2 separate regions of the Homo sapiens genome follow, and region 1 is linked to region 2. Evidence: read pairs that join two places in POLR2A ChIA-PET (ENCODE). Cell type or tissue: HepG2. All regions are shown on one strand. Links, peaks and the distances in the headings refer to the core of each region. The heading gives the core; the rest is flanking DNA. Region 1 overlaps DUSP10 (dual specificity phosphatase 10). Region 2 holds the start of LINC01705 (long intergenic non-protein coding RNA 1705).

Region 1 (16,842 bases), core at 7,961-12,960, 340 kb after region 2:
AACATATATGAAGTATTTCTTACATGCCAGACTCTATGCCACAAGTGTTATGTCTCATGATCCCTTTCCAATTTACATACGAGGGACTGAAACTCGGAGAGGTTCAGGCACTTGTCCAGTGTTACTCAGCTGGTGCCTAGTGGATCCTGGGTGTAGCTCTGGTATACTTCTGCTCAGTTTGCTTTTGATATCTGGAACCTTAGAATTCATTCTCCTAGTAGCCTGTGGATAGAAGGATGATATTTCCTGCTTTTGCACACATTAATAAACCCACTTTCTGGAGTAGGAAGTAGATGAACAAAGGTAAAGAAAAGTACAAGTACAAAGTTAGGTAAAAAGAACAAGAAAGAATCTGTGACGAGTATGATGACTACATCCTAAAGACTCTAATGCCAAAGGTATTTGATTGTTTATGCTTTATATTCATTATCTGTCCTATTAGTGTGGATGATAATGAAAACTATAGATTGTTTTCCCTCAAGTAGGTGAAGAAAGAATCTCTAGTAGGTTATGATTGCCCTTTGGGAAGGTTAGTTATCAGGGATAAGTGAACAGATCCTATCAAACCATTTACTGTTTAGTTTCTCTCCTCTCCTTTCCTAATCTTTCTTATCTCTGTTCTTCCCTTCTACAGTCTAAGCCTACAAATATAGCTCAGGTAATCTGGAGGTGTGGCAAGGACAGACCCTGGGAAAAATAATAATGAACACATTTGAAGGACAGCAGGATGGACTCCTTGGAATCCTGTGTTAGGGGCAGCATTCATAGAGGCAGAATCTGTCTTCTGACAGAGCACCCAGCTTCACACAGTGAAAGTATGTGACTGTCCTCTCAGATATCAACTATAAGATTTCGTCACAAAGTTCATTTTATGCTGCTAAAACAGAATACCTGAGATTGAGTAATTTACAAAGAACCATAGGTTATTTGGCTTATGGTTCTGGAAGCTGTGAAGTGCAAGAGCAGGGTGCCAACATCTGGCAAGGTCAGCCCATGGTGGAGGGTATCACATGATGAGCAAGTGTGTAAGACAGTGAGAAAATGGAGGCTAAGAGTTCATCCTTTTTATTAGGACCCACCCCTGTGATGATCCACTCCATGGAATGGCCATGCAATTATGGTCTTAATCCACTCTTGAGAGTGGAGCCCTCATGACCTAATCTCCTCTTAAAGGCCCCATCTTTTAATACTGCTACAGTGACAATTAAGTTTCCAATACATGAACTTTGGGGGACATATTCAAACCATAGCAGTAAGGTCACCCCAAACACTCAGGTCCTCCAGTGAGAGGGGAAGGGAGGGGGACATGGGTGATCAAGGCAGTAGAATTAGTGAATGGAGAACAAAATTTAAAAATCTGAGCATTTTTTATTCTGAAATATAAAAGTAATCAATTTTAAGAAAGCTTAAAATAAATTCAAGGAGATTAACTTCACTGATCATAAGTTCTCACATTTACATGGCAAGGTAAGTTTTCTGAACCACAACAACCCCAGGATGACTTTAGAAATGTTGAAAAACCACAGAATTATAGTCCATTGCACAGCAAGCATTCACTTACTCTATGTTGAATTAGAAAGGAAAGACATTTTTCAAAGAACATGGTGTTACAGAATTGTGAGAGATGTTATCAAGCATTTGATCTAACCATCCCATTTTACAGACATAGAAACTGATTACTTATCCAGGAGGATATAAATAGCTATTAGCAGTACTGGCATAGGATTCATGTTTCCTAACTCTCAGTTTAGGGTGTTTAGAAGCCCAACCAGTATATAATCCTTTGGATTAGTATCTGAGTTGTTGTTAAATAAGCAAATCTTGTGGGTTCAAGTATTCAGCCAGGTCATTCCATAATTTTTCTCATTACCTTTCTTAGGAGCGTATATAGTGACTAATTGAATGAGCCGGCTGATGCTCCCTTATATTTGTATTCAGTTTATATATTTTCTTGCGAAGGGAGTATAGTTTGGAGGTTAAGGGCACAGATTCTGGAACCAGGCTGCTGAGTTTGAATTCTGATTTTGCCAATTATTATAATTTTGGACAAATTCACTTTTCTGTGCCTCTGTTTGCTTGTCTATAAAATGGGGAGGGTAATGGCTCTTTTCTCATGGGCTCAATTGAGAATTAGATAACATATGTAGAAGTGCTTTGAACAATAACGAATGCATACTAGCTAACATTTATTGAAAATCAACCATAATTATAATATTGAATCTCTACAATAATAATTCATAATCTGCTTATATTCAACTGATATATGAGTGGTATAGTTCAGTAAAATGCTTTGATGTCACCACTAATGCAGTACAAGTAGGAGATACTTTTCTGATGCTTGGTAGATCTTTTTGTTTAAAAGTTTGGAAAAACCCAGTGTTTCTTTTGGGGTGGATAGATAACTACATAGGGTTTTTTTTTTTTTTTTTCCTGAAATAGTGCTGTGCTGAAAAATTATATGCTATTTCTATGTAAGGAAATCTTATAAAAGTCTTAGCAGAAACACTTTATGTATACTTATTGTTAAGATATTAAGAACATTTTAGAAAGAAAAACATAATATTACTAATCCCGCCCTGACTGGCCTAGTTTCATTTTTACATTTCTTTTTGTTCTCTACCCATATATGTGCATGTTTTTCAGGGTTTCTCACATAGTAACTGAAATTCATTTTCACTTTATATTGCATGTACTTTTGCTTCCTGTGTTGTGATCATAGATTTTCTTCTTTAATGCTGTAACCTGTCTTATTACCACATTTTACTTACTTGCCTATTAATATAAATTAAGATTGTTTCCAAGGTTTTGGTATGACAAGAGAAACCTCTTGAAGGAAACCCTTGTTTGGAATTTTCTCCACCTTCCCACCCAACTGCACTCCCCATTTAGAGAAATGGGTACTAGCTGCCATTTTGGGTGCTAGTTGCCAGTTTGAGTTTATTTTTCCCCCCAATTCTCTTTCACTTTTTAACTTCTGCTTTTCTTTCCTGAGTGTAAGATCCAAATACCTATCAAAGTTGTGAGTTTTTAGGGACATCTTTATCCTTGACCACAGGTCTTGATACTGATCCTGAATGTGTGTGTTTACCACATGTCCTGTAAGGCACATATTGCAGATCTTGGACCTCTTTGGTGGATAGAGTGAGGACATGAGGAAGCACCACTCAGCGCTATTAAAAATCAGAAGCTATTGTGGAAGTGAATGATCTGGCAAGGCTAACAACGGCTCCTTATTTCATAAATATGAGTCACTCCCAGTTTTACACTGTAGATAAAACACTCTGAAAGGGACAATAAAAGCAGCAAGAGGTAGATTTAGTGAGATGCTGAGTAGATGTGTTTGTGTCTCCCTTCCTCTCAACTTTTCTAAATCCTGAGGTTTTAGTGCAGTGCTGAAGTCTTCTAGGGGCTTAAGCAAACACAGGCAGCAAAAACACATCAGAATGGAAAGATAATTCCCATTAGTTCATTTTGCCAAATTGAGGTAAAGTGCCCTTTAAATAGGAGATAATTCTTTGACAGATAATTAGCTTGTCTTCCTTGATAAAATATGTGAATTGGTTGAGTATATTATAATTAATTTTGCATATTATGTAAAAATCTATTCATGTACACTTACTAGGTGAATCTCTTAATTCCTACCTTGAGGATGGCTAGAAAGCCCCATTTCTGCTCCAGTGAATAGAAAGAGCTGGAGGAATGCTGTGGTTATGGAGTCCAGGAAGCCCTCTCTTACAAAGATTGGGAGGAGCTGAATGTGGTATATCATTATTAAAAGACACAGAGACTTCATATTAATACATGCATTTATTAAAACAAACTTTGAGAACACTTTTAGGCCTGAGAATGAGATGCTACAAAGTTGCCTAAATAATTACCTTGAAATCAATCTCTTGCTAGTGACATTCTTCTGGCTTCCCAATGTGGAGCTTTTTCCAGGGAGTGGAGTGAGTGATTGGCTGGGTGCAGCTAGCTGTTGGCTGGGCGGTGGCTGTGGGAAGTAGCCTGAGAGGGCACAGAACAGTTGCTCAATGACTCAGTGAGTCAAAGCTCCTCTCTGCAGTTTTTCTTCCCCCTACTCCTTAAGCCATTCTGAGCTCCTTCAGGCATCCCCATGTATCTGCGCACTGCTTTTGGGGTGTCTTTTCTCATTCAAAGCTATTGTCGTGGCTACTTGATTTGGCTCATATTAAAACGTGCACTGGGAGATGTTGGAGTGCTGAAATAAAAGAGCATGCTGTAGTTAATCGATCAGAGAGCCTCTCTTCTCCAAGTTGAAGTGTTTCTTTTCCTGAAAATAGAGTGGCTATTTGATGTTCCATGGGAGCCGAATGACTTCCTGGTGTAGTGTGGCTTATAGCACCGTAGATTTTAGTCATTGGTCACTACCCCTCCATGTGCATGCACACACATTCACATGCAAACAAACACATATTTTAGTTAACATTTGTAGAATGGGAACAATTATGACACTGAGCATTAACTCATTTAATGGGGATAGCAATAGTATTAAATCTATCTGCAGCGTCCAATATAGTAGCCTTGCTGCAAGCCAAACGTGGCCATTGAGCACTTGAAATGGGGCCAGTCCAAACAGAGATGTGCTGTAGGTGTAAAATATATACCAGATTTCAAGACTTTATATAGAAAATAATGTAAAATATTTCATTAGTAATTGTTTTAATATTGACTCTTGAAATGATATTTGCACATGTTAAGAAAAATATATTAGCAATATTTTACCTGTTTGTTTTTACTTTCTTGAATGCAGCTACTAGAAAAAAAAAATGCTTGTTATTATAGTAGCCTGAATTCCATGTCTATCAAATGTTGCCGATCTCAATGTGGTAATAACAGTATTATTATCCCCACTTTTTAGATGAGGCAATTGAGGCTGAGAGAGGTTAGGTAAGTTGCCCAAGGTCTCACAGCACAATGCCAAATTCAGACCTGCCTGACTCCAGAGCCCACACCCTTCATCACTAAGAAACTGTTGTATAATAGAGAATTTGTCTGGCCGTTGTCCTCAGTTCCTGGGAAATAATTTCTAAACCCTTGGAACTCCCCGAGTGTTAGGAGTGTCTTTGTTATGCATGATGAGCCCCTTGGATCACACCTGTGTTTATGTTAATGCGATGACTCAGGATAAGAGTTTATCATCAGAAAGACATCCACATGATTAGAAGGTCAGGGCTTTGTATTAGTTCATCTTCTTCAGCAGAAGAGAGTGGGACTGAAGATTGAGTTCAATCACAAGGCCAATAATTTAATTATGCCTAAGTAATGGAACCCAATAAAAACTCTGGACACCAAAGCTCAGTTAAACTTCCTAGTGAACACATTGCTGTGTCAGCAGGGCAATGTGTCCTGATTGCACAAGGAGAGGGCCTAGAAGCTCCATATGCAGGACCCTCCCAGATATTGCCCTGTATGTGTCTTTATCTGGCTCTTCCTGATTTGTAGCTTTTATAATAAAAACTATCATCATAAAGATAGGGCTTGTGTTCTGTGAGTCATTCTAGTGAATTATCAAGCCTGAAGCATTGTAGAAGCCACAGAATTTATAACCAGTTGGCTAGAAGTGTGGGTGGCCTGGGAACCCCTGAACCTGTGGCTAGCATCTGGAAGTGAAGGCATTCTTATTTGAGACTGTGGCCTTAACTTGGGGAGTCTGCACTGACTCTGCTTAGTCAGTTTCAGAATTATATTGCAGTATTGCAAGAATAGACTGCCTTTTATTTGGATGTATGTATTAGGAGAACAGCAGCTGAGAGAGCTAAGTGCTGCAGCTTAACTTGCTTATCTCTGTAACACCATTTCCTTGGTGACAATGGCCATTTGCATTCTAGACTTGGAAAATGACTCAATCTTTGAGCAACTGCTTTTGACCACTAGGATCAGTTGGGAGGCAGGCAGGCCTCTGAGACCTTCATACTCAAAACCCTTCAGGCTGTAATCTCTGGGGCCTATTTCATCTCCCAGTTGGCATCATGTTAGCGGTGGTGACAAACATATGTGTTGGCCCCTCTTTGACACCAGGGATTCTTAAGTATTGGTTTTGGGATTGAGATGTTCATGGGAAGCTGACACAGGGTGATACTATGGGTAAGGAGTATTTCGATTTTTTGTTGTGTTTTTTAATCATTTGCCTTGTCTGGAATTACGCTTTTGTGGTATGTCCTATTACATTTCATAAACAAGGTATTTAGCTCAATTGTTGCTTTTTCTTTTGGGGCTTTTGTTTGGATTTTTAAGCCAAGATCCATGTGTTTTATTTATTTTGGTTTAGTTTCTTCATCCCTGCTTAAAATAGACACTGCCTCTTGTCTGTGGTCCTGGTATCCACTACTCTTCTGTTTCCTGCTCAGGCCTGGCCCATGTTCTGCAAGGCCCTCTTAGGTCACCAGCTCCTAGAAAGTTGACTCCTATGAGTATCTCTTGGGGCCACCTTAGAATGCAGATTTCTAAGAAAAGTCCAACATAAACTCTGCAGTTATTGGGAGAAAGTTTCCGTCACCAGTGAAAACTAGGAATAAAACAAGATTTTGGAATGTATAAAAGAAGCCTCTTTCAAAAAGAAATCAATATGACTTGTTTTTTCCTAACATGGGCCAGCCCTGGGCACTTTTCATCTGCCACCACACCAGGCCTGCTCTTCAGAGGTGTTCAGCTTTAAGACTAGGGACAGTTCACACCAGATAACTATGAGGCAGTGTTCTCTGCCACTCATTGACTGTGGAAGTCTCAGTCCCAGTTTCTGAGAGGGGGAGAGCAAATTCATCAGAACCAACTGAAGAGGTACAGAACATGAGGCATTCACTTCTCACACAGTCCCTGAGCATCTCACCTTCCAGAATACCAGAGGCTTCAAGGCCCTTTTTCTACCTTTCAAGAGCGTTATAGCGTGCTATTGCTCTTTGAGAGATCTAGGGCTGTAACAGCCCTTATTTTTAGAAAAGAGAGAACTCCTGTGTTTGAAGAAATAGCTCTTATGATATGATCGTGTGGTTTCACATGGTCTTAAGTTCAAGTAACTTGCCCAAAGGTGCACAGTTATTAAGAGGGATAAGAGGAACTCCAAATTACTGATTTCAGATCCAGTGTTGTATCCCTTCAAAAGGAGATAGAAGAAACAGGGCCACCCGGGGTTGGTGAAGATACTGTCAGAATCATCTGTTACTGCTTACCACATCTAAGTGAGAGGGTCAGCAAGCTCTTGAGAGGGCCCACCTAGATCTTAGCTTGTGTATACCCTATACTGAGCACTGTGCCCCCATTTCATATTTAGTGCTTAATAAATGTATATTAAACTGAATTGAGGGCCCCTCCTGCTGCTCAGTGACATCCCTCAGGGTGAGTTTCCCTCCTGAGCCTTCTTTTCCCTTTCATGACTACCTTCCATGCATCTCTACCATTCATCACTCATATAGAATGTCCAAGAAGTAGGGGCGAGGAGAGAGGAGAAAGGGGTAAGAGGCCACCAAGTGTGATTTGCCTTGGATTTCAGCCCTCCCTGGAAGGTGCCCATTTGTCACATTTAAGGGAGGCCCAGCACCCCTGTAAATTGCCTCTTCCTCATAAGTGTACTCAGCCCTCCTTCCCAGCCTTGGAATGCCAGGATTTCTAAATCCTTGTGCTGAATTCACCTGGCGAGTCCTGCACCTGACTGTGTGAGTTACAGCTGGATGGCATTGTTCAGCTCAATCTTCAGTGTGTTCTGAAAATGTTTCTTCTTCCAGTCCTGTCACTGAATTTCCCTAAAGTTCCTTCCTCCTTTCCCTCATTAGATTTCTCTTTGGGGACTATTTTTTTCAATCAAATCTCGCAAATCCATAGCATAATGCTGAACAGCATATAATAGATGCTTTACAATAAACTGGTCCTATCTCATCTCATTCCAGTGTTCAATGAATCTAAAAATATTTAATGAGCACTTACTATATACAATTCAGATGCTAAACAGTGAATACTTAGAATTTCTATTAATAACTACAATGTAGTAGCTGATTTAATTCTTGCAATAACTATTGTTGCCTGTTAGGACTATTATTAGCTCCATTTCAGGGTACAAAGAGGTGAAACAGCTTTGTCAATATCATACTGGAAAGTTGTGGAGACAGTCTGGCCCTAGTGCACCAAACCATTACACTCTATTTCCTCTAAGAGAAAGAACATCTTGACTTTCTTGGGGTCCACACTTTAATAAGAACAATAAACAGGGAAGAAATAAATAGGTAACTTCAGATAGCGATAAGTGTTCTGAAGACAATGAAACTCTTAAAAACTTCATGATATGATAAAAGAGATTTGGAAGGGTAGCTGTAAATTGAATGTCAGGGAAGACTTTTCTGAGAACACATCTGGTCTGAGGTCTGAATCATCTATGTGAGTCTAAAGAAAAATAAATTTTTATCCTACCATACTTTCGGAACACCTCTGTGGATTTATGCCCCCTACACACAGAGCAGTCTTCCAGCAGACACTAGCAGAATGTCTTGCAACTTAATTTTGACTCTACCTGGTGTTAGCTTCAGACCCCACAAGTTGTGGCTCAGTCCTACAAGATTACCCCACCTTCCCCACACTGTTTATAAATCAGTATTTCTGCAACCCCCTCCCTGAGTCCCATTAATTTTCTAGGACAGTTCGCAGAACTCAGGGAAATGTGTTTACACATTTATTATAAAAGATATTACAAAGAATATAGATGGACAGTCAGATGAAGGAGATGGATGGGGTTTATGGGGGCTTCATTACATAGGCATGATTAATTACATCATTGGTCATTGGTGATCAACTCAACCTTCAGTCCCTGTCTCCTCCCTGGAGGTTGGGGGATGCGGCTGAATGTCCCAATCCTCTAATTAAGCTGTTTTAATTCTGGTGACCAGCTCCCTTCCTGGAGCTATTTAGGGGCCCCCAGCCACTAGTCATCTCATTGGCATTCAGAAAACACTCATAACTTCAGAGATTCCAGGGGTTTTAGAAGCTATGCTACAGGAACCAGGGGCAGAGATCAAATATATATTTTTTCATATCACAGTATCACAGTGAGGATCTACAGGAAGGGAGTTTGCGGAAGAGGGAACAGCAAATGCAAAGGCCTGGAAGTGGGAAGCAGAGCACCCAGGCTTTACACAACCTCTGACAGCTGATTTTGTTCTTGCCATTGTTCATTCATGTCATATCGTACCATATCATATCATATATATGGTTTATCAAGGCTATATTGAAGTTATAGAACACCAGAGTTGGGAGAAACTTAAAGATTACCCTAAGTCCTGATTGTATAGGGGTGGCAAAAGAGGTCACAGAGCTAGAACCCAGTATCTTTTTAGTGTGGAAGGAAGGGCTGCCCTCTGAGTCCTTGCTGTCAGGGCTTTTGTTACCCTGTGCAAAGTTAGACATGGCTTCAGGGGAAATGGTCGAAAGTCTGATGGTGCCAGATACGGGATGCATCCCAGGTCAGCGCTTCATTCTGCGTGCCCCAGGTTGAACTGACCATTACTTGGCTGGTCCTTCACTTAGCCTCAAGTCCATGTTGACAATATGTAATTCCAGCCCACCTCCTCAGAGACAAGCAGTGTTTTTAATTGTTTTGTTTTCCCCCTAATCTCAGAAGGTGGTCACCCAGGCAGGGACATGCTAGCTTTTTTTTTTAACCCAGTGTAATTTTGTATGTCTCTTAGTGCATGGAGACCTCACCTTGCTTCAGGTGGACCTGTCAAAGCTCAGCCCTCATGGTACGGTGTGATCATTGGACATGGCTGAGTCCATGTTTAAGGAAAGCCCATGCCTTTTCTTTCTGCAAGTTGATCCTTTAGTACTCAGCCTTGCTCATTATATTCACCAAACATAGAATCCAGCTCAGTGACTTGAGGAAGTTGTTGCTATGCCTTTTGTGAAGTGAAAACATCGGTTCAGGAAAACAATTCAAATTTTGATGCTGACATTTGATCCTTTCCCCTACCACTTCCTGAATTCCCTAAGCCAGAGCTCTTTGACCTCCAGATCCTACTGAAATACACAGTTATACATACTGTTTGTTGGACATGGGGGTTTTATTCAAAGCAAACTCAGATGCAGCATTTTTGGCTGGGCACTTCCATACATGATTTTAGCAATGGAACCCTATCCAGGCTTCACCTGTGTAACTTTGTCTTGCTTACTGCTTTCCCCCACCCCTCCTGTCATGGATGTTTCTAGAGGACCTTTTGTGAATGTAACTTCCAATGGGAATGTTTCACAGTAGAAATATGCTCTCCTGTGAGGCTCGCATGTGACATTTCTGAAGATTTATTTAATTGGACTTTACTTAAATCCCATTGGGAAACATACTTTTGCTGTGAAGCTGTGATGTGTTTAATTTGGGGTCTAAGATAAATGTTGGTCCTCGGGGTGGATGGTTGAGCAATAGTTTTCCTTTTGTACAGTGGGTTTGTGTAATGAATAGCTTTACTGGGCTTTCCTCTGTTTGTTTGTTTAGCAATGCTTCATTATTTAAACTTCTGCACTGAAAGGCAAGAATGTTTTTAGACATTCTTTAGAGACTTAATGCAGAATATCTGGTTGAGCTCTCGGGAGAAATATGGCTTTGTGTTTTATAGCACTCTCCTCCTGTTAACATTCCTCTCTCTGCAGCTTCCCAGGATGATCTCATGGATTTTTCCCCCTCCTTTAATCCGTCTTGATGGATTAACCAGTATTAAGTTTGAGACCAGTGAGCAAAAAAGGTGGAGCCCTAACATGGTATAGAGTAGCCTCCCCAGTACGCAGAATGTCTCCAGCTAAAATATTCTTCCGCCCAGAAGGATGCCACATGGAGGTCATGTGCCAGTGCTGATCTGAAAGGGCATATATCTAATGAGGAGGGAAGTGTCTTTGGGAGAGGAGTGGGCTTCTGTGCGTGCATGTAGCTGGTTCATGGAACTAAGGTTCTACAAGGCTTACTGCGCTTGCCTTTTATAGGCATGCTGGTCCTTTCAGCACACCCCCACCCCCTGCAGCCCCCGCCCCCACCCCCACCACCCTGCCACCCCCATTCTGACCTTGGACCATTTTTGGCTTGGCTTTAAGGTATGACACCAAGTTGGGTTGGCTCTCAGGGGCTTTGTTCTCAGGAAGCCCACAAGTTTTAGTGTGGCTCTTCAAAAGTAAGTATTATACGTTGTATTTCTAAAAGTAAGCTACACTGGGAATTACAAGTGGCACTATATTCATTTGGGCTGCTTTAACCAAATGCCGTAGACTGGATAGCTTAAACAACAGAAAGTTATTTTCTTATAGTTCTGGAGGCTGTAAGTTCAAGATTGGGGTGCCAGCATGGTTGGGTTCTGGTGAAGCCTTTCTTCTTGGCTTGCAGACAGCTGTCTTCTTGCTGTGCCCTCACAAGGCAGAGAAAAAGAGACAGCAAGCTCTGTGTTGTCTCTTCTTATAAAGGTACTACTCCCATCACAGGAGCCCTACCCTCATGACCTCACGCTGGGGATTAGGGCTTCAGCATACGAATTTGTGTGTGTGTTTGAATATGGGGAGGAGAGATACAATCAGTCCACAGCAGCCACAAAAAATGCATTCAGAAAAGGAAAGGGTATGAATTTTGCCCAGGATTTGGAGTGTATGTAAATTACACCATTTGGTAAATCAGTGCGTTCTCTCTCTCTCTCTCTCTCTGTTTCTTTTCCCCTCCCCCCTCTTTTCTTTTCAAACACATATTGATCACCTGTTGTGGACTTTGGAACACTCAGGAGCTTCCCACTGAACTCAGAATAAAACCTGCCTAAGAGGCCCTGTGAGGAGGGTCCCTGCCTCCCTTCCTTCCCCTCTAGCCCTTCTCCTCACCCGCCTCTTGCCCAGTCATTGTGCCTCCCCACATTTGGCTCCCTTGAGTCACTCAGAGGTTCCCTGAGTTCCCTGCCTTTCCCAGTGTGGTGTTCCCTCCCTATGTTCTCCTGGATTCCGTCCCCTCTCATACCTCAGAGAGGCTGTCCATGAACCCCAATCTAATTAGTCCCCTCTCATAGCACCCAGGAACTGGACAGCGTCTTCCGTTATGACTTATCTTAATTTGTGACTGCCTTCTGGAATCTGTGTTTATGGTTGTCATATGTTTCCTCCTGATGGAGTGGGGAGGGGCAGGGAAGGGGCCTCTGCAGCGTGTCACTCACCTCCTCAACTCCCAGAATGTTTGGGGAGGGTTTGATCTTAAATACAAGAGATTATAACAGTGAAAAATGTGTTAATGTAACTGGCATGTCTGTTAACAAATCCCAGACTTGATCTGAGTGTTTATGGTGTGCATTTCTCCCTGGGAACCAGTTGGTCTGTGCTAACATAGGTAAAGTTTAGACACGTACCAGAAAGAAAACTGAACTTGCAAGTTTTCAGGAACATGGGGGCTGGAACTTGGCTGTCTTTCTGTCGGCCCCTGACCCCTCACCCCCAGACTGGATCTTGGTAGGCACCCTTCTTAGCCATTCACTTGATTGAAGCCCAAAATCCTTTCTTGGAAAGCAAAAATACTTACTCTTATTTTCTTTAGTTGGCATTTTTGTTAGTGAGAATGGAGTTCAATAGAAGTAGACAAAATTCTGGTGGAAAAAAAAATGAGACTACACAGGCTGGGAGGAAGGTCTGTGGATGGAGGGGACAACTGGAACCACCAGAAACATCTGTTCTGACCCTTCTATTCCAGACTAGGATTAAGGGAGAGCAGAAGGCACTTCCCTGCCCCTCTGGCAGAGGGACTGACTTGAAGTCAACTATGCCCACAACCTGTCTTCAGGTGGTTCTTACTGAAACCTTTGTGAGACAGAATGGGGAGGGTGAGTTAAAGATGGTATTCTCTGCACTAGCAGAGCCTTACTGTGTGTTTGGCTGGCAGGGATGAGTGCTCAATCACTCTTCCCAGCCCACCTTTGACTTTTTAAAAATAGGTCTAACAAATATTCTGTGGATTCGTTTGAAATTCAAGCATCAAAATGTATTCCAGGTAGAAGTCTCTCTTTCATGTTTTCTTCCCATCTACTGCTGATGGATTTATGAGAGACAGAGAAGGTGTAGGGAGAGGGAGAGAAGGGTAGAAGAGGGGAGATGGCAGGGACAGGGAGAGAAGAGGGAGAGGGGAGGGGAGGGGAGGGAGGAGGGATCAGGGTAGAGGAGCAAGAGTTGGGGAGGAGAGGTGAGGGAGAGAAGAGTGGAGAAGGGGGCAAAGGGGATAGAGATAGAGACCAAACCCAAGGCCCTGGTGGGGAAGAAACCAGAGAGAGTCATAGAGTCTCACTGACTTCTGCAAAACCTGAGGGGCTTCCTGGCTCTGGGAACTCTTGAGATCTTAACAGTTCAAATCCTGCTCACATAAAAGTCATCTGCTCATTAAAATAACACAAAGCTGTTTAATTGTTGTCTTTGTGGAAAATTACATGACTGTCATCAGCTGTTGCTTCTGGCAGTGCTTTCTGTTCTAATGTAAATAAATGAGGTAACAGATTTAAAGAAACAGGCTGTATTTACATACTTCTGAGGTATCCTCTCAAAACAATCTGCCTGTGTTATTCAAATACACACAAATTAAACTTGTGGTAGCTCAAACATTAGTTATTCATTAAAGCCTTAAAGTTGAAATGGTAGGAGGGGGGCAAGAGAACTGCACCTCCCTTCAGGGGGTAGGAACCAGAGGCTGACTTTTCTGTGTGGACTGAGCTACTCCAGCCGGCGGAAATCCAATCCCCAGCTCTTTTCTATACCAATTCTGCCCTGAGGCAACTTCTGAGCCAGGAGGGGAGGGTGGTGAGAGCAGAGGGGAATCTTTAAAGCTCTGACAAAAACTTTCCAGGGTCAGCATTTCTTGGAAGGCCTCCAATTAAACTTTATTTTCAATTTTCATAAATCACAATTCCTAAATCATTGGATGTTTCTGACTCAGTTTACTTTTTTGAGGTAAATATGTGGGCAATAATTTTTTAAAATTCTTCCTATTGAGGGCATGGCAAAGGTTTTATCAAACAAGGAAGGAAACAGTATATTCGAAAATATAAGAAAAATGACAAGAGACCCCTCCAATAAACAAGTTAATGACTGGAAAATGTAGAAGTATATGGAACAAAAAATGGAGAAGAAAGCACACTGCTAATTATACAAAGATTAGGAAGTAGCGAAAGTGACTGTTTTAGTTCTTGGTAAGTGTCATTGTCAAGTATTAGCTTCTTTCTGGAATGCTGGGTTTTTTTTAACGTTGGGGTGGGAGGGAATGGCACATCATCTGAGAGAAACAATAGTAACTATTGAAGTGGCTACCTTGTCTGGGTTAAATAACCGGGGTTCGTTGTCTCACACCAAGAAAATTTAGGACATAGACACACAAGAGGAGTTTAGAAGCAGAGGTTTAATAGGCAAAAGAAAGGGAAAGGAAAACAGCTCGCTCTTTAGTGAGAGAGAGGTGACTTCCCAGAGGAAAAAGGCCGACTGGTGGTGGATGTGCCAGATTTTATAGTCTGGCTTGAGGAGGCAGTATCTGATTTACATAGGGCTCACAGATTGGTTTGATCAGGTGTGAGGTTTACACAGCACTCAGGGGAGGCTGGTCACCCCACCCTAATCTTATTATGCAAATGAACTCTCCCCTTGCCTGGCGCCATCTTGTCTGCTCCTTACTGTACACGTGGCCGGCAGAGAAGGGAAGATGGAGCCGCCATTTTGAACATGTCTAGTCGCAGGTAATTCTTTCCTGCTGGCATCCACACGTGCGAGCTCTCAGTTTGCTTGTCTGTGTCTGCAGCTCAACTTTACAGGCTGCTCTCTGTTGAAAATGATTTGGGGCTGCTTTTCATTAAAAGGAAAACGTTACGGAGGACTTCTGTACCCTCACTATCTGCCTAAGTAATTTCTTCTTAACTCCTGTATCACTATGATACCAAAGTTACTATACGATGACAACTCAAGCAATGTCTATTTCATGTAAGCCTCAGTATTCTATATTATGTTGTTTTGTCCAGACAATCCAAAGAAAAGACTATTGTTAACTCAAAATTCAGGCAAATTCTGGTATCAACTTTTCAGAATTTTTTTTTCTCTTAAAACATTACTAAATACTACTTGGTTAGATGAACTAAATAAAAATGAACAACTTTTATTATTGGAAGATAGTTTTGGGAGGGCTATTCTGGAAATGATTTCAGCCTATCATTTATCACTAGGAAAACACCAGGAAGATCTTTTTATTTTATTAAGTTTTTGTAAATTATTTCCAAAAAGAAATTGACCACCTATCTCAATACCTCTTTCCCTGTAGCTCCTATTGGTATCTAACATATCAGCAGTCACCTGTCTTCATGTGACTTGGGGCTAATTCCTGTGTACAAAGGGATTTAAATAAGACTAGTCCTGCTCTCCAAGGACCTAAATTCTATTAAAGCTCTTAATCTGGATATACACAGAAAGGAAAATACATTTTAAAAGAATATGTATTAATAATGCAGTTATAGTTGTAGAATGAGGCTGCATGTATACATATAATAAGTTGTTGAAACTAAGTTTTTATAGAATGACTCTGAGAAAAACTGTAAACACCTCAACTTATTGAGGAAATTGAGGTATGAAAAAGTTGTGTGTGTGATAACTTTTCTGTACGTCCATTTCAAAAATTTCTAGAAGTATGCATATATTTTTAGAGAATATACCAGAAATGTATTTTTGGCTATTCGATATGCCTAAAAAATGTCTTTTTTTTCAAGGCTTCTGAAAATCGTAGACATAAAGAACTAAATATAATGAGGTTTTCAAGGGAGACCACACTAACCACCAGCCCCAACCCCCACTCTGCATGCCACTTCCTCCGGCAGTGATGGAGTGTAGACTAGGCTAACAGCACTGAGTACACTTTTAGCAGAGCAGAGCTACAGTGGGCTGTCCTCATGGCTCCTGCTTTGTCCTCCCTCTCTGGTGATGCCCTTGCATGGGGTTGCCTCTGCAGGATGGTCTCCTTTTCCTACTGCTCTGAAGCAACTGTACCAGCATCAAAAGTTCATCTCTAGCAACACTGACATTGACCCCTGTAGTCTCTGGTCATCTTCCTGCATCTGACTACCTCCAGTGCTAGTTAGCTTTGCTGCTCCATTTGACAGTCATTCAAATAGCTGCAGGGTTTGAATGCCTTCTTAAAATACCAGGATGGCTATTGTACACACAAAATCATTGAATCATTACGACAGACCTAAGTAGTAGTATCCTATTTTATAGTTATGGAAAGATAGCCCAGAATACTTCAATAACTTTCAAAAAGTCACACACTTGGCATGTGGCAGACCCACTATTCTAAATCCAAGGCAAAGCTCTTTTTTTTTTTTTTTTTTTTTTTGCTGCTTTATATATCATCCACTGTCTTTTCTAGAGTTGGCTTTTAAGATATATCTGTAGATAACTGTGTCTCCTTCACACAGGAAAAACCCATGAATGGAGGGACTAACTTATTTTTAGATATATCTTCCTAAAAGACTTAATAATATAGCAAGCCAAATAATGTGGATGGGTACTCAATGGGATTCAAGATCCCATTATGTTATATGAGTATATCTGAAGTTTTATGTATATGTGTGTATTTTAAGCTTGTGATACTTCCTTGTTTATGTCTTTTCAAACATAAGGCATCTCACATGTAAGCCAGACCACACTGGTTTGAGGGAAGCAGTCAAATGACGTGATCATAAGAAGACTTCTCTCTGACTCATAGTCAGCCTCCTAAATCTCTTTCTTCCCCTGAGTAAGATAAATACTTCTTTATCTCTTGTTTCATACCTTATACCTAGTGAGACAGCACTCCCATTCAACTCTCTCTGCCTCTGTTTG
Region 2 (16,842 bases), core at 4,240-9,239:
CCTGGCCCTTGTATTTTCTAATATGAATTATTGAGGTCTATTCTGAGCTGCTATAGTATTTTGTTTGTATGAGTAGACTAGGATTCATCCCATTAAAATAGAGTTTATTTTGGACTTCTGTCTTTGCACTTGATTACCATCTCCAGGAAGATACACCTTCCCAATATTCTCAACAATACTGGCTGAATTGGCATTTTCTCAGCAATGGACACCTGACTGTTGTTGGCTGAGGAGAAACATCCTTTGCAACAACTCCACTTTAGAAACAGGTTGCTTCTGTGCCCTACCCATAATCTTATTTATCTCATATATTAATCTGGTAGGCTGGATTACATGGTGATGACAACTCAAAAACTCAGTGTCCTCAGACAACAAAGGTTTATTTCTGACTCATACTACGTGCCTCCTGCGATTGAGCTAGGCATTTTGTTTGCTTTAGTCTCCTTCCGGGGTCAGGTGGAGAGAAAAGTCACTGTCTAAAACATTGCTAGTGTCTGCGGCTGAGGAAGAGGAACCTCTTAAGGGTCTCACCGCATCGATTAAATGCTCTGGCTCAGAGTGGTCACTTGGCCCTTTTGTTCACAAGTCATTGTTTGGAAGTAATCACATGGTCCCACCAAGTCATAAGAGGGCTAGAAGTATAGTCTGTGTGCCTAGAAGACGGAGAGCTGAAATGATTCAGTTAATAGCTCCAAGACCACCTCACGCCGCTAGAAAACCGTGCCCTCACACCAAGTGTGCTGGTTTCTGTGTCTTCCCTTGGTACTGAGAGCCTGATCATACAATGTGAGAGTTGCTACATCCACAGACATAGTTCCTGACTCCAGTCAGCCCTGGGGTCATCAAGAAGCCCAGAGCAGAAGTGCAGGAAGCAAAACCCTGGAGGAGGGTTGCTTTGCCTTGCACACTTTCGAAGGGAGAATCTGCCCTGAGTATAGACGTCTTCCTCTTGAAGAAAGGTAATGAGAATAGAATGAGTAAAGTAATCTGATTCTGAATGAAAATTTTGTTTCATCAAGGGATAAACCACTCTGTGAAAAGTCAGAATTTTGATGCACGTACATATCCACACATACTCACACATACGTATACATGAAGCACTTCTAAAATAGTATTTTTGAGTACAGAGTCAACTCATAGTGACCTAAGTAATCCAGCAAGGCCCTACAGAGAGCTATGTCAATGATAGACAATTAGCACAGCAATTTTTAAAATAATTAATTGTCCTTTTAAAGTAGTTGAAATTGGATTTTTAAAATTTGCCTCTTCAGACTAATTTATGTGTGCAAATTGCATTACTTCTAAAGAAAGGGCTTGTTAGCCAACATTTTGTAGGGTTGCATGCTTGAGTACTAAACCTGGTGTGTGGGTTTCCTTGATTTTTTCCACGCAAAATGTAATTTGCTGTATAAAAGGAATAAGACATTTTTTTCCTTATTCCCTAAAATATTTCTAGGCTGGGTGCAGAGGAAGAACAAATCCTGTATAATTGCTTTAAATAATTGTTTGAAAACCTGAATGGGGTTTCAGTCTGGAAATAGCTCCCATAAAGAATCAGAGAATTCCTGGACATTTATGTATATTTATATGTTTTAGACCAGCTCCATCCAATATAACTTTTGTGTTGTGGAATTGTTCTATATCTACACTGTCCAATGTGGTAACCACTAGCTTCATGTGTTTATTGAACACTTGAAATGTGCCTAGTACAACAGAAGAGATAAATTTTCAAATTTCATTTCATCTTAACTTATTTAAATTCAAATTTAAATGGCCACATGTGATTAGTGACTACTGTATTGGACAGTGTATCTTCAGACACTTGACCCAGAGCAACCTTGAGCCTGAGTGATCTGACAGCCTGGGAACGTTGCTTCCTGGCCTGGCTGTGGAGATGTTTGCCTGTCTGTGATGTAGACCTCACTCTACCCTGCTGTACCTCTCTTGCCTCTGCACACATGAAGGATCAGAAGTCCAAAAATGGCATGTGGCTTTTAAACATTTTTAGATTAGGTAACTTTGTGCAATTCCTTTAGGATTCCTTGGATTCTTAAAATTTGCTGGGCCCTGGGGTAGTGCACCTCAGTGTGAGGTGGTTTCACAGACAGAAAAGTCTTGCCAGGGATCCTAAGATCCCTCCTTGGACCTCCCTGCCCCCTACTTTTCCTGCCTTCCCAGGTCACAATCTCATTTCCTTTGGCTGTGATATTAGTTCTTTGCACTCTGGGAGATCTATTTTATTTAGGTTTCTTGACTAGACATTTTGGATGTATTTTAGGAAGGCAAATGGTCTTCTCCCCCTTGTCACATTTGGTGAAAATTAAAAGGACAGAAAATCATCAGGACTCTTAGAAAACATGAAAAGAGGTTAGATTCCATAGTAACCTTAATACTCCTTAATTTGGAGTCCTTAATACTCCAAATCACCCCAACTCCAGCTAGCAAAACTGAGACTTGGTGTTCTCCAATCCCCAGTGAGCTAGAGTTTAACCCACACAAATCTAGAAGACTCCTTTCCAGCAGATGGATCCTCAGCACATTTGCATTGAAGTCACTACACACAGAGTCAAGGTTTAAGTAATTCCAGGTGCTGGGAGAAGAAGATTAAAGACAAAGTCAGAGTTGGAAACATCCCACTCCTCACTGGCACCTCAGCACAGAGTGAATGTAATTTAATGTTGTGTTTAATTTAATTCGGTTCATGACTTTGAAATAATGTGTCTCATATTTAAAAATAAAAGTCATTACTACATAGTAATGTTACTGACTTTTATATAACTGTGTAAGAACATAAACATCAAAATGAATTTTCCTCTTCTAAATGGACAACTCAGGAGGGGAGCTGCTTATTTCAACAATAGTGCCCTTGCTAAGCCACTCTTAGATCTATCTTCTGGGTGTATAGTAAACACATCTTTTCAATACTCTTCAAAATATTAAATCAACTTCACTATTCGATGGTGGATTCTATCTGGAGGAGTGGCAGATGGTTATAAAGATTACATGGAATCACAGATAGATTTAACTTATTTTCTTTTTTTTATTTTTGAATACCCAAGATTCATTCAGAGTCACTTAGGTAAGAAAAGCTGGATGATAAAACTGGGTAGCACAACTTAGGCCAAAATCTTCATGTCATTTAATCTTCCCAGCAACCACACAACATAAGTGTAAAGGTGTTTCTGAAACACAAGGGGTTCTGTCTACGAACTGCTGCTCACCGTAAGGAAAGCCAATCACTGAGACAACAAGTATTGCCAAGGAAGAAGGCTTTAATCAGGTGCTGCAGCTGAGGAGATGGGAGATCAGTCTCAAATCCATCTCCCTGACTGACTAAACCAATGCATTTTGATGTTTATATTCTTACATGGTTATATAAATATATAAATGTTACTATGTAGCGCCTGATTGAAGCCTTCTTTAATACCTATTGTCTCAGCTTATATAGCAAGGAAGAAATGTCACCATGTGTGGGAAAACAGGAATTAGGGATGGGTAAGGAAGAGGAGTTGGTCAACAGAGAGCAAGTCCTTGGTTAGTCAACCATGACGGGTAGGAGGTCTGATGACTCATTGTCCAGATGCAGTGATCTGGTGAGTTTCAGCTCCTTAATACTGTCTGGGAACACTGATGGTTGGTTTCCTGAGAAATGAACTCAAATAAGGCAAATATAACCTCAAGTTTAAAACTGGGAGGATCAATTTCTATGTTTATTCAAAGAAACCATAAACATCAACTCTATGGGACTGATATGGTTTGGCTGTATCCCCACCCATATCTCATCTTGAATTCCCATGTGTTGTGGGAGGCACATGATGGGAGGTAATTGAATCATGGGGGCAGGTCTTTCCTGTGCTGTGCTCATGATAGTGAGTAAGCCTCACAAGGTCTGATGGCTTTATAAGGCTAAGTTTCCTAGCACAAGTTCTCTTTGCCTGCTGCAATCCATGTAAGATGTGACTTGTTCCTCCTTGCCTTCTGCCATGATTGTGAGGCCTCCACAGCCATGCGGAACTGTAAGTCCATTAAACCCTTTGTCCTGTATAATTTACCCAGTCTCATGTATGTCTTTATCAGCAGTGTGAAAATGGACTAATACAGTAAATTGGTACTGGGAGTGGGGTGCTGCTGAAAAGATATCCCAAAATGTGGAAGTGACTTTGGAATTGGATAACACACAAGGTTCGAACAGTTTGGAGGGCTCAGAAGACAGGAAAATATAGAAAAGTGTGGAACTCTCTAGAGACTTGTTGAATGTCTTTGACCAAAATGCTGATAATGATATGGACAATGAAATCCAGGCTGAGGTGGTCTTAGATGGAGATGAGCAACTTGTTGGGAACTGAAGCAGTGGTGACTCTTGTTATGTTTTAGAAAAGAGGCTGGCAGCATTTTGCCCCTGCCCTGGAGAATTGTGGAACTCTGAACTTGAGAGAGATGATTTAGGGTATCTGGTGGAAGAAATTTAAGCAGCAAAACATTCAAGAGTTTACTTGGGTGCTGTTAAAGGCACTCAGTTTTAAAAGGGACATAGAGCATAAAAGTTCAGAAAATTTGCAGCCTGACAATGTGATAGAAAAGAAAATTCCATTTTCTGGGGAGAGATTCAAACAGGCTGCAGAAGTTTGCATAAGTAACGAAGAGCCAAATGTTAATCACCAAGACAATGGGGAAAATGTCTCCAGGGCATGTCAGGGACCTTTGCAGCAGCCCCTGTCATTACAGGCACAGAGGTTTAGGAGGAAGAAATGGTTTTGTTGGCTGGGCCCAGGGTCCTTCTGCTGTGTGCAGTCTAGGGACTTGATGCCCTGCATCCCAGCTGCTCCAGCTGTGACTAAAAGGGGCCAAGGTACAGCTCAGGCTGTCGCTTCAGAGGGTGGAAACCCCAAGTCTTGGCAGCTTCCATGTGGTGTTGAGCCTGTGAGTGCACAGAAGTCAAGAATTGAGGTTTGGGAATGTCTGCTTAGATTTCAGAGGATGTATGGAAATGCCTGGATGCCCAGGCAGAAGTTTGCTGCAGGAGTGGGCCTTCATGGAGAACCTCTGCTAGGCAGCGCAGAAGGGAAATGTGGGGTCAGAGCCCCCACACAGAGTCCCTACTGGGGCACTGACTAGTGGGGCTGTAAGAAGAGGGCCACTGTCCTCCAGACCCCAGAATGGTAAATCCACTGGCAGCTTGCACTGTGGACCTGGAAAAGCCACATACACCCCCACTGTATCTAGGAAGTAACTAACCTGCTTTTAATTTTACAGGCTCATAGGTGGAAGGGACTTGCCTTGTCTCTGATGAGACTTTGGACTGTGGATTTTTAAATTAGGTGCTGAAATGGGTTAAGACTTTGGGGGACTTTGGGGAAGGTATGATTGGTTTTGAAATGTGAGGACATGAGATTTGGGAGGGGTCAGGGGTAGAATGACATGATTTGGCTGTGTCCCCACCCAGATCTCATCTTGAATTCCCATGTGTTGTGGGAGGGACATGGTGGGAGGTAATTGAATCATGGGGGCAGGTCCCCAGCCATGTGGAGCTATAAGTCCATTAAACGCTTTTTCCTTTTAAATTACCAAGTCTCATGTATGTCTTTATCAGCAGTGTGAAAGTGGACTAATACAAGGACAACTGGGTCAGTTTTAAAGGCAGAGAATCCACTCTCCCAGGTGCTAACCTAAGCAAGCTGAATGCTGATTGGGCCATGGTGCCAGCAGATGAGTCCCTGCATATGGAAATGGTTATTAAACATAGTGGTGCTGCTCTGCTTCTCCCTATAGGTGACAGGAAGGGTAAGAGGGCCTGGCACTTTTTTGCTGAGTTGGAAGCTTGGCTGCCTTGCTTTTCTCTTGTCTCTCTCTTGCACTCATACTGCTAAACCAGTTTCTGTCTTGCTACCTCAGGGCAGGCCTAGTCAAACCTGACCTGCAGACATCCTCTTCTGTTCAGTCTCTTTTCTTCATCTGGTTGGTAGAGGGTGAACAGATCCTGGGATGTGGCTTTGGACTTGGAATAGCAGAACAGGATGGGATAGTTCCCCCCTTAGGATGCCAACCTTGACTACATGATAAAACTCGCCTTATCAGATTCTTCTGGTTGAATTCAGAGGCATAGGTTGTGTTTACAGTAAAGTGTTCATTTGCTTCCCTTTGATGCTTTGTATGTGCAACTGTCTTGGGAAGTGGGGAGAAATTATCTTGTTCTGCTGTTAATAGCCCTTTAATCATGACATCGTTTCTAGTGGCATTGTCTTTGAGATTTTATAGAAGTATAAATGGATACTTAGAAAGGCTATGTGGCTTGCCTCAAGTCTTAGATTATGAACTGGGATTAGAATAGGGTCTACTGGAAGTGGTGGGCTAGAGCTGGCTGGCATCAGCTTCTGAGAACTTATTATCATCATTTCTTACAACTCCATGTGCAGTGATGTCATATTGATTTCTTGAGATGAGCCATGATTGGAGTATCTACACTGTGGAAATGGGAAAATGCTATAAATCAGAGCTCTCTTCCTCCCCACTGGAGAGCTGGTTGTTAAACATTTATCAGAAAAACAAAACAAAACAAATATTTACCAGCACACCACTGGGTCTATGTGACTCCAAAGTCCATATTATTTTCACTGTTTTGTGGTTGTTTATATGATTAACAACACTGGTATTGAAAGAGTTGGGTTTCTACCACTTAGCACATTTGGATTGCATGTGTTATTTGTGAGATTAGGGACTTGTTCCAGGGTAGGCCACGTAACTGACTTTGGTACAAAGACCAGGACCCAAAAGAAAAACACCTTAGTGTACACTGCCCTTTCGCACCCAGCCTCCCTGGCTCCATACATGTATGCTGCCTGTGAAGGGGATTAGATAAGTGTGGATAGCTCTGTGTGAACACATCCCCAACTTGTGCTCCACTAGTGGAGAGTTACGGGCAGTTAGAATTGCTCATTTCACATTAGTAAAACAATAGAACTCATTGTTGTACAGGAGGCAGATAGAGAGTATGAAAAGTATGAGAAGCAATCCAAGTTCAGGCCCTGCTTGCTAGTTAACTTAACTTTTCTGTGCTTCAGTGTCTGTATCTGAAATATGAAGACATTATCATCCTAGAAGTAAAGAACTGGAGTTAGTTTTATGAATTAAAAATACCTATCACAGTGGTTTTATTAGACACATAGTAAATGTTCAATTAACAATGGCTTTTAAATGCAGACTTGTCACCAAATAAATTCTCCTGTAGCTGATGCCTGAAGTTTATATATCTTGGCAATTTGTAATATATCTGTGTTTATCTGTTCTCCTGATTAGAAAACCCACTTCCAACAAGAACCACATCTGAGTGAAATTCTAACCCAGAACTTCATGTTATTTGTATTGGATAGCAGTAGGGTGGTGGGGACAAGGGGCTCTGGATTTCCATTCAAATTCCATCTGTGCTACAAGCTTATTATCTTTGGGTTTCTAAGTTTATTTTCTCCTATGTAAAATGGAAATAAATAACATCCTCTACCTCATAAACTATGAGTATTAGCTGAGACTTTTGTGAAAGTGCTCAGCACATTTCTTGATACATAGCTCAGTACAATGAATGTTTGCAGTTTTTGCTACCACTGTTATCACAGACTTTTAAAAGTCTGATGTGGTGATCCACACATGTTTCGAGACAGTCATATTTTAGAGGTCAGCCTGGCTGAAAGGAGAGCATTGAGAAGCGGGTCCAGGGAGGTCCTACTGCTCTGAGAACTCAAGAATTGTGCAGGTGAGCTGGTGTGAATGAAGACCCCAGCTTCCGACTTAATGACAAAGTTGGTTTATATGCAGTAATTTCATAAAATAAAGGAAGAAAAGCAAGTTTGACTCCATGTGGTGCAGGGAAGGGCTAGGATAAACAATGTGAAAATGCTGGGCCATTTGTTACTATTGATTTATGTTTTGGGTGATGGTGTGGTAATTGCTCTTGCTTTGTGTGCCTGTTTCCTAGAAGCTGTGATGCTAACAGGAGGTGGGAGAGTTCAATATGGATCAAGATAATTGAAAGCGAGTTTTGCACAGAGAGCCAAGTGGTATAGAGCAGCCTCCTTTGTGCTGTTTTCAGTGTGGGAATGTGCATTTGCTTATAATTTAATGAAAATGCCCATGAGGAAAAATGATGCAGTGCCAAATTTTTAGCCTCTTTGAAGAATTTCCTAAGTGTTAGAGACTTTGAAATTAGACTGAAAGGCTTACATAATCACTAATTTGGTTGCAAGGTTCTGCCCATTCCTGTAAAGCAGGCTACTGCTTTCTTTGACCCCTCTGTGACTTTAGCTGAAGGCAGATTTATCTGAATTTTTACTGGACAACTTCGAGTGTCCAGTAAAAATGCCAATTGGCCAATCCACAGATGTGACCAACCTTTCACAGAGGCTTCAAATGCTTCCTAAAAATAGCGATGCTATTGAGACTATACTGGAAATGAGAATATCACAGTTTAGTCAAAACTCTGCAACTATTTTATGATAAATTTACATTTATAAGTGTCCATTTCTTCATTCACAAACTGAAAGCATTGAGCACTAGGCCAATGGCAAGCCCCCTTCAAGTTCTGATTAAATATATGATTTGTCTCCCATAACAAAACACATATGCACATGTATTTAATTTCAAGGGATCTGAGTCTTTTAGAACCTTTGGTTAAATTATCATAAGAGTTTCTTGTAATTCTGAGATCAAGGGCCAATATATTTTCTTAGGAAAAATTTAATGATTCTTTTCATTTTCCCTAAGTTAGACAATCAAACAAATTAATTTCATGTTCTTGTTCTCACATCCTGCAAAATCTATTCCAATGGATGTTTGCTTTTATCTTCGAACATTTTCTCTGAAATTATTACTACTAAAGAATGAAGCATTGTACATTCTAATAGTGTTGTAAGTCTTGCCTCATAAAACAGTGAATTTTGAGTGAAGATGACATGTTGCATAATTTTGCTATGTCTATGCAAATGAATGGTATAAAACTTTTGTCTTGGGTAGAGGGTATTGTGCAGTACAGTCTGACTTGTAAATGTTGTTTAATACAGGGAACTTTGTATCTGCTTTGGGTGTTCTCCTCAGGGGACAAAAATGTCAATTTTCCTTTTTAGAAAGGAATCAGTTGGAGAAAATGATGTTTGTGAAAGTAAGATCCACTCATCACTGTCCTAGATTCATGTCCCTTTTAGATACAGATAGACCCTGGGCAGAATAACAGTGATTGGGCTGTTTCCTAATGCCCATGCTGCAGAATCCCTGTGTGATGGCTCCCCAGCACTTGGTCTCCCCGTTACTTGCAACAAAACTGCTCAGCTGTTCAGAGGATTTCTGCTGGGCCTTGTCACTCTCCTTGACCTCAGCTCACAGTAAGCTGCCTTCTAAGGAGCTTGCTTCAATGCAGGGGCACTGCTAGTTTTGTCAGGTCAGGTGTTAACACCTGGGAAAGGTCAGGCTACCATGAGGCTTTGTGTTTTAGTCCGAGGGATCTTACCACATGGTGGAATGCCGTGGGTGTTGGCTTAGGCGTGACCGACTCTTCCCTCTGGCCCCAGGCAGAAGGCCACATGCTTGGAGCAGAGCAGAGGACATTTCCCACTTCTACACTCCACATGGTTTTGGCCTTGCCGGAAGAGGTCACAAAGTGGCTTTGGAATTCACTCACACAACATGAGGGTACTTTGCACAGGTAGAGAATGGTAAGTATATTGCAGCTGAACTGGAACTGGAGTCAAGCCCCTAATGTCTTGTCACAACTTTATCTGGTCTTGCATTTTAGAATATTTGTGTTCCCATTGAGTCAAGGACAAAAACTGAAAATTAACAACTGCTTGAGGGTCTGGCTTCAGTTTGAGAAAGTGCAGAGCTTGGTGGCTCAGTCCCTTCAATCTCACATTTGTTAAACTGACGAACTGGTGTCCTGTCTAGGATTCTATATTTTCCTACATAAGTTAGGTGTATTTTCAGAGGAATCTGGAGCCTTTGTTGAAACTAGCAGTTTTCTTTTTTGTTTGTTTGTTTTTTAGGTTGAAATACACACTACCTGAAGCTGGATAACTCATGAACTCTGTTGACAATTATATTCTTTGTCTTTTTAATTAACTCATTTGGAGTTGGTGTCCTGAGGACCTAAGCCTAAGAATCTTCAAGATGGAAGAGTAGAGTGAACAATGAATGAGCCAGAGGGCTCTTGTCCTCTGTGTGCAGCTCTGGGCAGCCAGCAGGTGGATATGGGACTTGGCCTGCTGGAGGGGCCCTGGCAAGAGGAGCTGGCAGGAGCAGATGGCAAAGGTCAGTGACTCCACAGTCCTTTTCCCCTACTGCGTAAGAACCACACTAACATAAAAACAACGAGAGTAAAAAATCAAACAAAAAAGATTTCTGGAGGATATCAGAAAAAATATACAAGACAATAATAAGTTATCAATTAAAACAAATTAAGGCAAAAAAATTAAATATTGAAAAAGTAGGTCAGGTCCTGGGGTACAGGCTGGGGATCTTATTGCAGAAATTCAGATTATAAGGTAATTAAACCAGAGTACTATGATTGAGCCGACAGATTTGAGGACAGAAAATACAGACCTGGGTAAATGATTACCCCATTCCTTTTGCCTCTAGGGAGAAAATACACCAATTATTTAGAGGAAGCCAAGCTCTTCCTATTACTTGGCTCCTACAGAAGGTCTCCCCTGGGCTTCATGCACTGGGCATAGAGAGACTTAGTGGAAGGTGTTCCCTGTGGCATCTGCACATAAAAAAGAAGTGGGTTTACTAAGGCAATTAAAGAGTCCCTCTTGGAGGCCACAGCCCTGATGTGTTCCTGAATGACAATAAATTCTGTCGGGAGCACAGCAACATGGTGTCAGGGTGTAGGTCTCTGATGGCTTATCCAGTGCTAAAGAGAGTGTTAATGACACACTTCAGCCAATAACACTATCGTGTAAGTCTTAGAAATATTTACCTTCAAATTCAAATCTCATCTCTGCTGGCTCCTACCTTTGTGATTTGGGGGCTCTCTGTGATTCTCTAACCTCTCTGAGCCTGTTTCCTCATCTAAAAAATGGGATGATTGCCTCATGGGTTTGATTTGAAGATTACGAGAAACATGGACCCAAAGTGCTGTACATGGTGCCTGTCACATAAGACACAAGACACAAGACACACTACATCCCAATAAAAGCCTCTCATCCCACAAGAAGTCTGCTCCAGAAAAAGATGTAGCATGGTGATTTCCAACCTTGTTGAGTACAAGAAATCTTTTTGTCATCACATGTTTCTCAGACTCGCACATGACAGGAGTTTTACTTTCAGTACCACTCAGGGAGAAAATGAATGACTGTCACACTTCAAACTGAGTTTGTAATTGGTTAATCCTAAGAACATGCCCACGCACTTGCAAAGGCGTAATACTATGTGAGGGAGGTGTGTGATCCTCAGGCTTCTCAGCATCACCCAGGGCCCCACCAGGGCTCTGGGGCCCATGGCTTTACCAGGACCAGATGTGGTCCTTGTGGGTCATGTTGTTGGTCTATACCCCTTGCTTCTGCACTGGCCCCACTCCTCATCCAGAGCAGAGATTGAGGAGGAGGTAGGCCACATGCTCCTGGGAGCTGAAGCTCTACTTTCAGGAATTAAGGCTTAATAGGGTCAATGGGCATCTGAATATCCCCAGGGGGGATTCATCTACTTTATAAGCATATGTACTGGATTGAATAGTGTTTCCCCATCCCCAAAATTATGTCCACCCAGAACCTCAGAATATGACCTGATTTGGAAGTAGGGTCTCTGCAGATGTAAGTTAGTGAAATTCAGACGAGGTCATACTGGATTGGGGTGGGCCTTATAAGAAAACCATATAAAGACACAGAGAGACACAGAATGCCCTGTAAGGAGTGAGGCAGAGACTGGAAGGATGCATCTATCGGCCAAGAAACACCAAGGCTTGCCTGCAGCCACCACAAGTTAGGAGGGATGCACAGAATAGATTTTCTCTCAGAGGATCTAGAACGAACGACTTTGCCAATACCTTAATTTCAAACTTATGGCTCTCAGGACTGTGAGAGAAAAATGTCTGCTCTTTTAAGCCACTCTGTGGTATTTAGTTATGGCAGACCTAGCAGACTAATATACCATATATTCTCATTCTTTCATAGTCTTTATTGGTTGCTTTCCCCCTTATGACTAAAGTAATAAATATCAATCATAGAACTTTTATAAAATACAACTATGCAAAAAAAAATATATTATCTCTTACTCCACTGCCTGAAGGTAAGTGTTCTAAACATGTTGATCTTTCTTTGCCTGGACTTCTGTGTACAAATGTGTGTGTGAATTATCATTTTTTAAAAATTTACATGATCAATATGTGTGCTCCTGCATTTCACTTCTGAGAAGGTAAGAACAGAAAACACAAACACGTGTAACTCATTTCTTTTTAATATCTGCAGGTAACATTCATAACAACTTTGAATCTTTCCCTATACCAGAGAGAGTGGCCCACTTGGCAGGGAGGCCCTCGCATTTGTGATGGACGGATGCTGGCAGATGTCTAGTGAGTTTAGCACTTAGCTCTAGCTTCTGTTCAACTCCACAGTGCCCAGGAGATAAGACAAAATTGGTAGAATGTAAAATCCTTGACAGCCTCTGGGTTTTAGGACTTAGCATGTCTTTATCATCAAGTCTGTTTACAAAGAAAAGTCTTCTGAAGGTTTTCCCCATGGAATAGAGTTATTTCAAAACGGCATGTGGTGAAAAGTTACATGAGCTTCCAGCAGCCTTGTCCGCTCCTGACAGGTTACAGGGAGAAATTGTTCTTGGCAGCCCAGGTTAGCCCCTTGAAGTAAGCCTGTTAGGTCCCTGGCTCTGTCGCAGTGTTAGCTGTGTCTGCCACTGATGGCAGAGACAGCAGGAGCGAGACACTGAAGCAGAGTGCAAGTCCTTGGATGATGAGAGCGGCAAGGCTCAGCACCCGCCTTTCCTCGGACGTGAAGGGGTCTGTGTCCTTCCCTTAACATGGAGCCAAATGTCTAGTGTTGGCCTGAAGGAGCTCAAACTAGTGCAATAAAGGGGTATAGAGTCTCCAACTGTGAACCTGAAAATCTAGACAGGTCTTAGTTAATTTAGCAAGTTTATTTTGCCAAAGTTAAGGACATACACGCCTGTGACACAGCCTCAGGAGGTTCTGATGACATGTGCCCAAGGTGGTCGGGGCACAGCTCAGTTTTATACACTGTAGGGAAACACGAGACACCAGTCAATATGTGTAAGAGGTACATTGGTTCAGTCCAAAAAGGTAGGACAACTTGAGGCAAAGGCAGGACAACTCCAAGTGGTGCAAGGGCGCCCAGGTCACAGGTAGGTAAGAGAGAAATGGTTGCATTCTTTTGAGCTTCTGATGAGCCTATCCAAATGAAGCAATCAGATATGCATTTATCTCAGTGAGCAGAGGGGCGACTTTGAATAGAACGGGAGGCAGATTTGCCCTAAGCAGTTGGGCTTGAGTGATTTTGGGGCCTGAGATTTATTTGCCTTTAACACAACTTTCCACTACCTAAGGAGACCTCACTACCTGTTGATGTAGGAGCTGCGGACTAAACCTGTGTTTGTCTGGTAGCTAATTATCAGCACAGAGGTGGTGAGGCTGCAGTGCCTGACCACACCCAGCATGCCGAGGCGGTGGGCCTAAGGGTTTTCTTTCTCTCTCCCCCTACTCCCTGCCTCCCTCTTTCCCTTCCTTCCTTCTTGCTTCTGTTCAAGTAATTTGAATTATTTGCCAAAATATAAAACTTTGGAGATTTTGTGCCAAAGAAGGAGATGGATTCTTTGGTTTGTCTAGAAAAAGCAGAAAACTTGGCATCACTTGCCTGCTTTCCTGCATAGCAACTATGGGTCAAAGCTGAGTGGTGGCTCTGTCTAGCCTGGACCTGTGTTGTCCACCTCTCCATAGCCTCAGGCTCAGCCTCCCTCTATTATTGCCTGGGCCCTGGGGACATGCTGAGGGTGCCCTGCCTGCATGAACAGAACCTGCTGTGTTCCAAGTCATGTGATCACGTGCCTCCCCGGCACGCACAGAGGCCTGGAGGCCCTTGCTCTGGTTTCCTTCCATGAATGCATCTCACCCTGGGAGTCACACAAGCCGCCTGACCTCAGGTTCCTCATGTGGGCAAGAGGACTGGGCTAGATGGAGGTTTTCCGACTTTTCGTAGCCCAGGGCAATGCTGAGGACACCTTACTTAGAACTGGTGGCATAGCAGCTGCTGAGCACTGGCAGCCTTCTCCCCTAGATTCAGGCAAGAAGGGGGATGCATTGTCGGTAGGAAATTCAAAACTCTCCTAAAACTTACTGAAAGTCTGCCTGTTACTTTTGACCACTCAGTGACAAAATACCCTACCAAAAAATATTTTGCTGGTCTGAGTTCTCAACAATTTATGTGGCTGCTGCTGAGTTTTCATAATATATAAACTTAAACATAGCATGGCTTATTAATTATCCTTTAAAAAACGTTGTAATTTACATAGAGGTTTATTTGAAAAGCTCACAGTTAGGCAGCCACCCCGTCACACATGAATATTTCCCTGAACATGTTTGCTTGTCAATGAGTTTGTAATTGTTTAGAATCCTTCGCGTGCTCCTAGTGCAGCTCCTGTCTCCAGGTACTGCAGAACTACATTTTCCTGCACTTAAACAGTAGTTTCAAAATAAATAATAATTGCGCAATGGACAGAGAGAAGAAATAGAACTATGTTTGCATAAGTTGCCATTCTTTGTGACCACTTGGAATTTTTATTTGTTTAAAATTTTAAAACATTGAAACACTATAGACTGTAAGGTGTAATATCTATATATGTGTTTGTAACTGTCTACAGATATTCATGTGAGTTTAAACTATGAAATAACTTACTAAAATGGAATAGTATCTGCAAAACTTAAATTTATTCTTTTTAAAATATTACTGTTTTAAAACTGAAGAGCAAAGCTAGAAAACATAAACAGCATTACATCAGCAGTACAATTAGTCATCTAAATTGTGCTCTTTATAGACACTTGTTTTATTGAAATGTACTTATTAGTTACTAGAGAGTCATTTATATGACATATTATTATATTCCACTGCAACCAAAGAATCACATTTCAAAACTGTTAGGTAAGTATAAAACTTTTGAATAAATAGCTGTGCTTTTTCTCCCTTGTTGTACTGTAATATTTATTTTCTGTCATATTTTAATTTTATTTTCTTATTTAAGAGCATGATTTTCTATATATGAAATTGAATGAAAGCAAATTTTCTCTGTTTCCTTCTAAGTTATTAGTATTCTTTTCATTCATGATTGTTACTAAAAATGATGTGGCATAGAAGGGCAGGGTGTTAACAAATGACTTGTCAACGGAGCCAAATGCATGGGGTAGGGCTGCTGGGAAGCCCCGTGGTGAGGCAGGTGAGGCTGAACTGTTTGGGTAGGAACCAGGTGCTGGTGACCCCTGGACCTTCCCTTCCACACCTCCTTTGCAGCCCCAAGCTCTTCCTAGGAGCACAGGAAAGCATCCTGGCCCTTGGAGACATTCTGCAAATATTAGAGTCCCCTTCCAGATATGACCTGACTGCATCTGAGTCTTGCTACCTCTGCCCGCATCAAAACCACCATCACTCCTCTCCACAAAAATGTCCAGACTGGTTTTCTGCTTCCACTCTTGTTCCCCATGGCAGTTAGAGTAATGTTAAAAGTGCGTCACATTTGTTCACCTCCTGCCTCAACACCCTCAGATGGCTGCATCCCTTCACTCTGGGAGTAAACTCTAGCATCTTATCTTGGCTGCCAGCCTTCCTGCCTGTCTTGGGCATCTCACCTCTGCCCTGGGTTCTGTACTGTCACTGTAATGCACCAAGCTCACTTCTGTCTTAGGGCATGGCACTTCTCTTCCTTCTACCTGGACTGTTTTAACCCTAAGTCACAGTGTGACCCAGTCCTCAGCCCACTCAGATTGTGCTCCAATGTTCCCCTTCCCAGAGACATTACTGGCTAAACCAACCTGCGTTCCCCAACTCTCAGCTCTTGACTCTGCTGCAGTTTGCTTTACAACCCTTAGCATTACCCAGTGCTTCATTTATTTATGATTTCTTTACTGATTTATAGATTGACTCTCTCACCCACTAGAAACTGAGCATCAGACGGCAGGGGTCAGCTTTTTTCTTGGTCGCCTCCTTAATCTCAGATCCTAGAAAAGTGTCTGGTGCATTGTGGACACTCAGTAAAAACTTGTTAAACTATTGAATGAATGGATCTCAGAGGCTTCTTCTAGCTTCATGTTTCTAGAATCACCTATTAATCATCCACCATTCATGGGATATTATGTTAGGGGCTGGCAGTTTTCTGAAGAATTAAGAACGTGGTCTTCATTTCCAGGGAGCTTACAATATGAAGTGGGAGAGGCTCAGGATGGATGAGAGATCACAGCAGATTTAGCCATCATTAAATTACTAAACAGAACAACAAACCAAAGTAGCCTGAGGGTTAGGGTGAAGGAGGCCAAAAAGTGATCAACAGCTAAAGGAATAATTTGGTTGGTCCCCAGCCCAGTCCCTCTCAGGCTTACATTAATTGTCACCTGAAGTCCTGCTTATGTGTTATCTTGGTGAATGCTTTAAGGGCTCATGTCTGCTGATAGACTTTTTAATTGCTCCTTTTTTTTTTCTGGGATTCCTGTGTATGCCTATATAATTTGTATAAACATGAGAGTATTGGTATAAATAATAAGAGTAATACTTTCTGTTTACCCTGCTTTTATAATTTTCAAAACCTTTCATTATCTTTTTTTGAAATCCTCATTTGGTAGTTCTTTTTATCCTT

Evidence for each region. ChIA-PET counts read pairs that join two places held together with the same protein. Peaks named below come from ENCODE experiments on the same cell type or tissue, not always from the same donor. Only the 100,000 strongest peaks of a DNase experiment are listed, where the experiment ranks them.
Region 1: POLR2A ChIA-PET joins it to region 2 with 7 read pairs; 1 of 35 experiments calls an interaction of 5 or more read pairs at or near these places.

What each region holds. Positions count from the first base shown.
Region 1 is chr1:221,712,290-221,729,131 of GRCh38, reverse strand. All of the region lies in intron 2 of DUSP10 (dual specificity phosphatase 10), which reads left to right. Among named protein-coding and RNA genes, the nearest start is that of DUSP10, 21 kb to the left of the region's middle. RefSeq lists enhancers at 2,539-2,608, 13,397-13,541, 13,114-13,643, 14,205-15,404, 16,601-16,780 and a cis regulatory region at 13,463-13,474. In HepG2, for the core only: no CTCF peak of the experiment used is centred there; DNase peaks (open chromatin) are centred at 10,491, 11,501 and 11,711; H3K4me3 peaks cover 1,024 bases.
Region 2 is chr1:222,051,859-222,068,700 of GRCh38, reverse strand. It overlaps LINC01705 (long intergenic non-protein coding RNA 1705), which reads left to right and starts at 9,308. Exons shown (of 3, transcript XR_001738485.2): 1 at 9,308-9,695; 2 at 10,023-10,287. In HepG2, for the core only: no CTCF peak of the experiment used is centred there; a DNase peak (open chromatin) is centred at 6,700.